Regions from separate parts of the Homo sapiens genome. Here region 1 is linked to region 2. The links are chromatin loops, found by intact Hi-C in ENCODE. Cell type or tissue: heart right ventricle. All regions are shown on one strand. Each heading gives the region's core, and the rest is flanking DNA. Links, peaks and the distances in the headings are about the cores only.

Region 1 (5,371 bases), core at 218-5,217, 74 kb after region 2:
TGGGTTAATAGCAGTAATTCTAGATGCATAACTCACTACACCAAGAACTGAGTTGAGGAAAATGATACGATCATGGAAACAGATGTTGAAAAAATTCCATATCCTTCCCTACTAGGACTTTAAAAAGAAACCTTGTAGCAAGGAAAGAATAGGAAACAACTTCCCCAACTTGATAACAGTTTGTTCTAGAAGCCTTTAGTCAATATTGTAATTAATGATAAAACTTTCAAAGCATTAGTCTTAAGGTCAGGAGAAAACATGAGTGTTTTCATCATTACCAATTTTATCTTTACTATTATACTAGAGATCCTAATAAGGATAGTAATGCATTTATTAAAAAAAGAAATGAAAGGCATAAATACCTGGAAATTAAAAGATTAAGTCATCACTACTTTCAGATGCTATGATTGTCTACCTAGAAATCAGAAGGCAGCCAACTGAAAAAGTATTAGAAGTAAGGAAACAATTTAGCAAAGCTGTGACTTGAAAGATCAATGGAGCCAATGACTTCCCTAAACACAGCAATTACCAATGAAAACGTATGCTCAGAAATACTGCTCACAATAGACAAAGCCTTAAAACAACTAAGAATAAACCCCAAAATATAAAAAGGGCTAGATGATGAAAAACGTGAGACTTTACTGCAAAGCAATTTTTTAAATTGAATAAAGGGAGAATTTGAAATACCTAGAATACCTGGATGTCTGAGAAAATATCAATTCTCCCAGAACTAATCTATGAGCTCCAGACAATTCTCATCCATTATTTATGGATCTTGACGGATGAATCCAATGTTCATCTGGGGGAGACACTGGAAAGAATAGCAAGAAATTTTGAATAAGAAGAAATGTACATCCTACAAAACTACATTATTCAAAACAGTGTGGCCTTAGCCCAGCAATATGCAAAAAAGATCCAGGGTGAGTCTAGAAACAGGCCAGTGTATGCTGGAATGAGTATTTACTGGCATTTCACATAAGTGAACAGGGGAAGGAGGAAATATTTGCAACACAGATTCCAGGCAAAGAGCCTAATCTTTAATCCATAAAGACCTCCTCAAAAATCAATACCAAAAAAAAACAACAAAGGTGAAAAATGGCAATGGACTTGAATAGACAGGCCATAAGAAAACCTGACAGTGGCTGGTAAATGCATGAAAAAATGTTCAGTTTCCCAGGGAGCAGGGAGTACAAACGGAAACACTCCCGGATCTCACCCCTCGAGCCTCAGGTCAGCAACATCGAGAGGTGTGATGACCCCTGCTTTGACAAGGGCATGAGTCACCAGGGACTGTGCCTGACTTTGTCTTTTTGAAGGACATTAGGCCACCTCTTTAAAATACTGAAATGTGCACCCTGTAACTCAGCAGATGTGTTTCTCATCATCTGTTCTATAGAAGCCACCGCTGCCATTTTAATATCACTTTGTTTGAAATAAAAACACTCTTGAGCTGAGGCATGGTAAAACAGAGGCTGCAGCCCTTTTCTGGAATAGTGACAATGGGTTGGAACAGAGGTGTGGGCGGAGCTTTAGGCCCTGATGTGGAGAGGCCACCAAGGCTCGCTCAGGGTTCAGTTAGAAAAACAATGCCGCACACAATGGGCATCAGATGCTTGAACAGGGCCATTTACGAACCAGAGAAAGTTCTAGAAAGATGCGCCCACAGTGGCTCACCCTGATCACTCTGGGTGAGGGTGTGAATGGGAACCCTCTTTTTTCTTTTTCATATATTTCAGAATGTGATGTGTTCTATTTTAACCACTACTAGAGATTTTTCAAGCTTTTCAAAAGCTTCCAGTTCTGGTTGTTGGTCCCAAAAACTGGATCCTGTGGGACAACACGGTCTTCAGCTGATCTAGCCCTGCCTCCAACCAGCGACAGTCCCTGGCACCTGCGTCTCTGCTGCTAACCCTCCTGATGAGTGCGCCAGGAGTATTCCGACCAGTGACAGTCCCTGGTGCCGGCATCTCTGCCACTAACCCTCCTGATGGGTGCACCAGGCATATGGCCTCCGACCAGTGATAGTCCCTGGCACCGGTGTCTCTGCCACTAACCTTCCTGATGGATGCACCAGGCGTACGGCCCTCGGGCCTCTCGCGTTCAGCCCAAGCTCATTGAGTGGAAATCCCCGGGTTACCAGCCCTCCCACTACCCTGTACCCAATGCCACTCCGGGTGCCACGCGCCAGAGTCAATTTCCGCCCAACACCACGACTGTGTGTGGCTCTGGCATTTCCAACCACTAGGAGGGCAGGAGGGCTGGCCAGCAGGCGAGGTCTCTGTGTGTGATTTTGAAATGCCTTTTCCCACAATGGCAATTAAAGTGCAATGCCTAATTCTGGACAGCTTCAGAACGAGCTTTAGAAATGGATGAGCTTTAGAAATGGTCACGTAGCAAGAAAATCTCCTTCCAGAAAACCTGCAGGCATGGAGGGAGACTGAGGTGGGGCTAGGGCTGGGGCTGAGGGCTGGGTCTTCCTGAGGCACTGTGGGGGCAGAAAGCAGGAGGCTGGCTGGTGACTGACGCTGCAGAGGAAGACAGAAAGCTTGCACTTTCTCCACGATTGTGTTGAGCAACATTCTAAACACAGTCCTGAGGCTCTCAGTGAATACAGGAGTCTTCACGTTGGGGACAGAATCTCGGAGGGCAGGCCTGTTGGTCTGGACCAGGGGCATGGGGGAAATGTCCAGGCCCTTGGGGCCACACAAGTGCAGTGCCCGGCTCCGCCAGATTCACACTTTTCCAAACACCCCTGCTCCTTCTTAGCTTGAGGGTTAATGGCAATGCCACCTCACGTGGTCATTCATTCATTCAACAAGCATTGGTCACTCCTACAACAACCACTCACCACCCAGCCGTGAAGACCCGAGTCTCAGCGGGCACTGCCCCACCAGGCACATTCTGGTGCTTCGGATACAGCAGAACCAACAGCTGCCCTTGCCCTGGTGATGCAGTTACCTTCCAGGGAGAGGAAGCCAGCTCATCCATGAAGAGATGATTTCTTAGGGCAGCTGGTGCTGGTGAGGACACCAGGCGGGAAGCCCAGCCAGCAGTCACTCTGTGAAGCGGCTTAGCGGACTCTGCCTAGCCTGGTGCCCAGCACCTCTGACCCCGCAAAAACACGCACCCATGTGCCCCTGGTGGCAGAGACAAACACAGCTACAGCAGCGCTCTTGAAACCACACGATTGTCCAGCCACGGTGGCCTGGGCATGGAGACCACAGGCGCTCACAACGGAAGGCCACCTGAGGACGAGAAGTGGGCAGCAACGCAGGTGGTGCTCAGGATCGAGAGACCGAGGTCAGCGCCAGGGAGAGTGCCAGGCCCGGCGGCCCAGTCCATGGGTCAGGGTCGAAGGCAGGGCACCTGTCCTGTGGCAGGGGAGCTTTGGGCAGGGGGACTTCAGGGTGCAGGACAATGTGGAGAGGACGTGAGGGGTCCCTGGGGCAGGGCATGCTCTGTTTCTCAATCTGGGTGCACTTTAAGAGATGCAAATTCATCAAGCCCTACCGTCAGGCTTGCACACTGATCTGCGGTATACCACACAGCGTGGTGACTCACACCTGTGATCCCAGCACTTTGAGAGACCAAGGCAGGAGAATTACTGGAGGCTAGGAGTTCAAGAGCAGCCTGGGCAAATAACGAGACCCTGTCTCTACAAAAAAAAAAAAAAAAAAAAAAAAAAAAATTAGCCAGATGCGGTGGTGTGCACCTGTAATTCCAGCTATTCAGGAGGCTGAGGCAGGAGGATTGCTTGAGCACTGGAATTCAAGGATGCAGTGAGCTATGATCGTGCCACTGCACTCCAGCCTGGGCAACAGAGCAAGTTCTTGTCTCTAAACAACAACAACAAAAATGGTTAAAATATCACGGGCAACACCTTGGAAACCAATTCATGCACAAGGATTGAAGATGCTTCCAGTTCACTCAGACCTCTGTAAACTGTGGCAGTTCCACCTGTCCAGAGTCAGCCCAGTGTTCCTGCTGGGTGGGAGGGAGCCAGGGCTTGCCTGCTGGAGACCTGGCGCCTCCCCTTCCAGGTAAGGGCTCTGTCTTCAGGGTCTGCCCACCTTTTCCAAGGCATGAGATGATGGGAGGGGAGGATGTCGCTGGAGAACGTAGTGATAAACAGGGAGGTGACAGGGCAGGGACGATCACAAGCTGTTGTGAACTTGTGTGAATTGTTAATACTTAACCTCCCTGAGCCAGGTGCTTTTCTATAAGCTGGATGCAAACAGACCCACCTCTCAGGGAGACTGTGCACATCTGAGACAGTCTTCAACTGCGTTCCCCCAAGAAGCAGATGCTGAGACAAGGTTCGTTTACTGGATGGTCCCAGGAAACAGCAGCAGGGGCGTGAGGAAGAGATGAGGAGGGAAGTAGCAGGATGGGTGATCGGTGCAGCTCACTGTGACCTGGCTCAGCCACAAGAAACCTCAGGAGACAGCGTAGAGCAATGGTCAAATAAAAACGACCGTGGCCACTGGTTCAGAGAAGCTCCTGCCCCAAACCCAACACCCAGACCAAACCAGAATGGAGTCACTCATGCTTCATGTCACATCATCAAACTGAACTTAGAAAGGGCCCCTTTTCCCAAAATGAAGAGATTCACCGCAGCCAATCAGTCTACCTGAGTCAGGAGACTCAGGAAGTCCCTCCGTGTTAGTCTGACAAGGAAAGTGACCCCACAATGCCCAATCACTTGCTGTCCTCTTATTTCTGTTTCTTCAGCCTTTTCTGCCTGTAAAGCCCACCTCTTCCACTCAGCTTATGGGAACACCCTTCCTAACTCTCCAAATGCGATGCTGCCTGATTCGTGAGTCACCAGGGATAGCCAATTAGATCTTGCGCGAGTCGGCTCTTCCATTGCTATGAAGAAACACCTGAGGCTGGGTCGTTTATAAAGAAAAGAGGTTTAATCAGCTCAGGCTGTAGAGGAAGCACAATACCATCATCTGCTTCTGGTGAGGGCTCAGGAAGCTTCCACTCATGGTGGAAGGCAAAGGGGGAGCAGGTGCGTCAACGGCAAGAGCAGGAGGAAGAGAGAGAAGGGAGAGGCCCTAGGCTCTCTTAAACAACCAGCTTTCTCGTGTGAACTAACTCAGCGACAGCTCACTCATCGCCAAGGGGATGACGTCAAGCCATTCACTAGGGTCCCACCCCTGTGACCAAACACCTCCCACAGGGCCTCACCTCCACCACTGGGGATCACATTTCAACAGGAGATTTAGAGAGAAGAAACTTTCAAACCATATCAGATCTTAACTAAATGTGTTGAAAGTTTGTTTTGTAACAGCACACACATGCCTGGGTTTCCAGCTGTGTAGCAGGAACTGGTGCCTGTCCACCAGCTAAGGGATACGTCTAAGTC
Region 2 (5,371 bases), core at 124-5,123:
CCTGATAGCCTCCTTCTGGAGCCCGCAGCTCAGGACCCTCCAAGAAGGATCGAGGACCCTGAGGGCAGTGGAGGAGAGGGCTGGACGGATGACCCCAGAGCCTCACCACACACAGTCACTGGTCCAGCCATCATGGGACCCAGAGAGGTCACCGGGGATATCCTCATGTGTGGAGAATATGCAAACAGCAAGAGAAAAACATTTTCTCTCATAAGGGGGCCCTTCCCCCAACACCTGGGAGGCTGCACAGGGAGCAGACGGCTCCCAGCCAGGAGAGTAAGTCCCCGGCTTCCGGCCATGCTGTCTCAGCTGGCCAGCTGCACAGCCTTCAGAGGGTCACCTGACGGCCACAGCCTGGCTTTGCTCCCTTGTGAAACAGAAACCACAATGCCGGCATCACAGGTTTGCAGCCAGGGCTACAAAACAGAGTGTGACACCATGTTCACTCACAGCACCACTCAACAGCAAAAGGTGGACACCACCCAAGTGTCCCAAGTGGAAGAACGGATCGGGTAACTGTGCCATGTGCATACAGCGGCATATCACCCAGCCCTAAAAAAGGAAGGAAACACTGATGCACGCTACAACATGGATGAACCTTGAGGACATCACGCTCGGCGACGCAAACCAGTCCTCAAAGGACAGATACTGTGTGATTCCACTTATCTGAGGTCCCTAGAATTAGAAGGCAGAAAGAACGGTGGGTGCCAGGGCCGCGGGGAGGGAGTGGATGTTTAATGGGGACAGAGTCTCAAGTTTTGCAGGATGAAAAGGGTCCTGGAGCTGGACGCTGGTGAAGGCTGAAGAACGCTGTGAATGTACTGAACGCCATGGAACTGGATTCATAAAAAGGATTGAGATGATATATTTGATACTATGGATGTTTTACCATCATTAAAATATATGCACTTTCCGTGTGTGTGTGCGCGTGTGTGCGTGTGTGTGCGCGTGTGTGCGTGTGCGTTTGCACGTGTGTCCGTGCATGTGTGTGCGAGTGTGTGCGCACGTGTGTGTGTGTGTGTGAACTTTGCTGTGCACATGCAAATGTTGTACAGATGCAGCTGCTTCATTGAAAGGCCAGGACCCGTGGAAAGGGCAGTCAGGAAGTAACCTTGTGTCCCCGGGCCTCCTGCCCACACCTGCCCTCCAGGGTCTCTTCTCCTTCTGGACAACAGATCAGGCAAAGCCAGGGCCATTCAGGCAGCAGCGGTTTGCACAAAGTCTCCTTTCCAGATGTCTCAAAGTCTGTCCAGTAGAAATCAGACCTCCCTGGCGCCCAGGAGTGTTTCTCTTCCCCCCGCTGGAGCCTCATGTCCTCCCCTGGGACCCCGGCTCCCCTGCCATGGGGTGGCCCCTGGTGTCCTCCAACAGTGGCAGGCAGACCTCTTGGGTGGGTTTTTAAGATGGCCCCAGTCTGGTCACCTCTGGGATGTGTTCTTACCCAAGGGAAAACGCGAACATCTGTGTCCTGCCACTCAGAAGTGCCTTTGGCTCCTAGGAACAGATTCATGCCCCACCTGCCAGCTCAGGCAGGCAGAGATGCCGCAGACTGGGGAGCTACAAAGGCATGGACACGGCGAGAAGCTCTCTCGAAGGACTCCCGGTGAGCCCACCTGTCCCAGTGGGCAACAATTCTTCCAACACACATTTCTTCCTGCCTCTCCTCTAGCCTGCAGGCTGGAGGCGGGTGATGGTGAAAGGAGGGAAGCCGCCTCTGCCCCCAGCATGTCCTGCGGATACGGGGTCCCTTTTCTCCGAGGGGCTCAGTGTCCACCACACCACCAGCTCTGGGCTTTGGCATAACTTCAAACATCAAGGGTGGCCAGGATGGGGCAGGAGCCTGGAGTCCCAGAGGGCAGCGGTTTCGGGGCACCCTGGGGCCTGGGACAGTGCCTGCGTGCAGTGGCCCTGGCTCAGCACTGGCTTATGGGCAGTTTGAGGATCAGGAGTTCACATAGGACTAAGGTACCTTCACCAACCCCACAGCTACAGTCAGAACCATGGCTGGCAGAATCACAGCCACCATAACCCACAAGGATGTGCACATCTTTGTCCCCAGCCTGTGAATGCATGACCTCATGTGGCAAAAGGCACTTTTCGGACAGGTTAAGTTGAGGATCTTGGGACAGAAGGTTATCCTGGATTATCTGAGTGGGCCCAATGTCATCAAGGAGTCCTCCCGCGGGGAAGAGAGAGAGACAGGCTGTGAAGACAATGGACTCAGAGAGAGAGGGTGCTGGGAGAGGCGGCGCGGCTGACGTTGAAGATGGAGGAGGGGCCCTGAGCCAAGGAATGCAGGTGGCTCTAGAAGCTGGAAAAGGCCAGGACACAGATTCTCCCCTGAGAGGAGCCAGCCCTGCAGACACCTTCATGCCAGGAGTCCTGCCCCCGGAGCTGTAAGAGAGGACACTTGTGCTGTTTCAAGCCCCTCAGGCTGTGGCAATCTGTGGCAACGGCAATGGGGAATGCAGGCAGTGGTGCGGATTCGTGCAGGTCACCCAGAGGTGCAGCGGCACCCAGCAGAAGCCATGCAGACGACTGTCTGTGCAACCCTGCTGCAGAGGGAGCCACACAGTGCCCGGGTGACCGCATTGCACATGAGCACGCGCAAACAGGGCCAGCCAGCACCAGGTCCAGGCGCATGCTTCCACATCCGAGTGCCAGCGTCCTCACGCGTCCCCAGGGCTGACACATTTGTTTTGAATTACTCTGGTAAGAAGGTAGGGGCTGTGGCATATTAATAGCAGCTCCCAATTGAGCCCATTTTAGCTAACACTGGAAAAAATGAGCTGCAGTAGCACAGGGCAGGCTTGCAGTAATCGTCTGACAGGCGTAAACCCCATTTGCCCGTCTGCAGACAGGCCTTGTCATCGCAAGCCACCATTTAGAAGACGTTATGTCAAGCGCCTCTCATTGACGATCATGTGCAAATGGTTTGCATCTTGTTAAAATCCAATCCTGGTTTGGATTTCTTTCTGCAACGCCCTTGATGAAGACAAGCTACGTCTGTTTTGTGTCAGCTGCTGTCTCTCTCCTGAAATCCGCTCCTTCTGCACCGAGTAACATTTCCCCCCAGACGCTGGCCGCTCTTTTGTGGGTTGGGCGCGTGAGGATCCCTGACTGCGCTGGGGAGCCAGCAGTGGGAGCCCGCCCAGACGGGAACAGGGGGCCGCCCCCAAGCAGAAGGCCGTGATCAAAGGGGCACACGTCTTCCCTTTGGTCTTAGGTGGTGAATTGGCTCTTGGAAGCCCCTGCCACGGAGAAGCCTCTGTTCCTTTGAAGTGTCAAGATGAGACGGCGCCCGGAGGATTTGTGTCAAAACGTGATCTAAGGAGATGTCACTCCTCGTGTCTCCAGTCAACACGTGGCTTTGTGATGGTTAAATTCAGAAGAACCTTATCACAGATAGAAGGCCTGCTTGGGGGGATTAGTAATCAGGCACACTCGGCCCTTTCGAAAAGCCTCTTTCTTCACTGGGACTCTCTTCCCCTTTGCTTGTATAAGCCTTTAAGAAGGGTACGCAAACAGCTGGAAGGCTGGTTCCCAGGTGACCGGGGTGCATCAGGCGGCACCCTGAGAGATGACTATGGGTGGGGCCTCCTGAGGGCTAGCAGCAGAAGCACCGCCCTTACGATGAATGCTGGGCCCCATCGCATTGTGAAGTAGTGGGTCTGCTGGCAAGGGAGGCATGCGAGCAAGGCTGGGTACCCACATGGCTCCTGCAAAGAGGGGTCTCCAGATGGGGTGGGCGGTGGCTGGAGGTCCTCAGCCCATCTGTGTTGGCTGATGTGTGCTGCCCTATCCTTGGCTGCCTTCCCAACTCTCAGGACCGAAAGGCATCATTGCTTTGAAAACAAGTGGTCCGTGGCTGAGAGCCATCCGTGCGTATCTTCCCTTTGGGTCTGTGCCATCGTCCTGCTTAATGTTGCAAATGGATGGCACAGATATTTAACCAGGTCACTGCAATCCCTACATCCTCATTCAGTGAGCTTCCAACTCAGAAGGCATCCCTGCTTTCAGAAATAACACTGAGAACTGTAAATGTCTGTCGTTTAAACCAAACACATGTCCTTGCTTTATGAAAGCCTAAGTAATTTGTGACCATTTTCTTCTGTTATCTCCAACCCAGGGTTTTATTTTGTTTTTGTTTGTTTTCATTAGCTTATTAGTTCATTTTCATGCTGCTGATAAAGACGTACCTGAGACTGGGAAGAAAAAGAGGTTTAATTGGACTTACAGTTCCACATGGCTGGGGAGGCCTCAGAATCATGGTGGGAGGCGAAAGGCACGTCTTACATGGTGGCAGCAAGAGAAAATGAGGAAGAAGCAAAAGCGGAAATCCCTGATAAACCCATCAGATTTCATGAGACTTATTCACTACCACGAGACTAGCAGGAAAGACCAGCCCCCATGATGCAATTACCTGCCCCTGGGTCCCTCCCATGACACGTGGGAATTAAGGGAGTACAATTGAAGATGAGATTTGGGTGGGGACACAGCCAAACCATATCAATTAGTCAAAGGACCAGGACAGAGGTTTTCAACCAGTCACCACTATAACCCCGTGGGTCTCCATGAGAGCTGAAGGGACCCATAATATGGGTAACACATGCCCCCATGGTGCCTATAGGGTCTGGAGCCCTGGGCTCATACACACACATGCAGGAGCTCCTGCACACACCTGGAAGATGAAGAAGAGACTGAGGGCCAGGAGGGGCCCCTGCTTTGATTTGCCCAGTGTGAGGCTGTACCAGAACTGGCCTCCAGCTCTGGGTCTGGGGTGCACTGGCCTCATGAGGGGTGCCCTGGAGGCCCCAGCAAAGAGAGCGGTGCTTTCCCAAGCAGCCACAGACAGGACAGGGACTGAGAATCCCAGCATCCACTTCTGGGTGGCAGCCAGCACCCTGCCCAGGGTCCATCTGGCATCTGGCAGGCCTGATAAACACCAGTGTCCTCCCCACTCAGGTGGCCCCAGAACAGCAGATGCCTTGGAGCATGGGCCTCGGCCTCAGGCACACCCACTCCAAGGCCCCAGCTGGCAGACCACGAGCAGAGTGGCCTTAGGGAGCCACTTGGTGGTCACCGGCCCCAGGTTCTCCAAGTGTAGACAGGGGCTATGGATTCCCCACTCTCAGGGAGGTTCAGAGGTGATGTTCAGAGGACACGGTGCCAGGTCTGAATGGGACGCGCATCTGCACCGGGTCCGAATGGGACACTCATCTCTGGCGGATGTGAGCTGTCGGCGGTGATGCCCAGCATCCCTCCCTCCCTCCCGCATGCTGCTCAAACAGGGTTTCCACCTGCACCCTCCTTTAAGTGTGGGCTGGACCGCCGCCCAGAGGCTGAGGGGCTCCTGGGCAAGAAACTACAT

Evidence for each region. Hi-C counts contacts between places; a loop is a spot of excess contacts. Peaks named below come from ENCODE experiments on the same cell type or tissue, not always from the same donor. Only the 100,000 strongest peaks of a DNase experiment are listed, where the experiment ranks them.
Region 1: a loop joins it to region 2, with 1.9 times the contacts of the local background. A loop is called at or near these places in 11 of 110 quality-filtered maps.

Annotation. Positions count from the first base shown.
Region 1 is chr2:240,421,882-240,427,252 of GRCh38, forward strand. No RefSeq gene overlaps it. Among named protein-coding and RNA genes, the nearest start is that of GPC1, 11 kb to the right of the region's middle. RefSeq lists an enhancer at 5,029-5,371. In heart right ventricle, for the core only: no CTCF peak of the experiment used is centred there; no DNase peak of the experiment used is centred there.
Region 2 is chr2:240,348,355-240,353,725 of GRCh38, forward strand. No RefSeq gene overlaps it. Among named protein-coding and RNA genes, the nearest start is that of GPC1, 85 kb to the right of the region's middle. In heart right ventricle, for the core only: a CTCF peak has its summit at 2,573; no DNase peak of the experiment used is centred there; H3K27ac peaks cover 365 bases.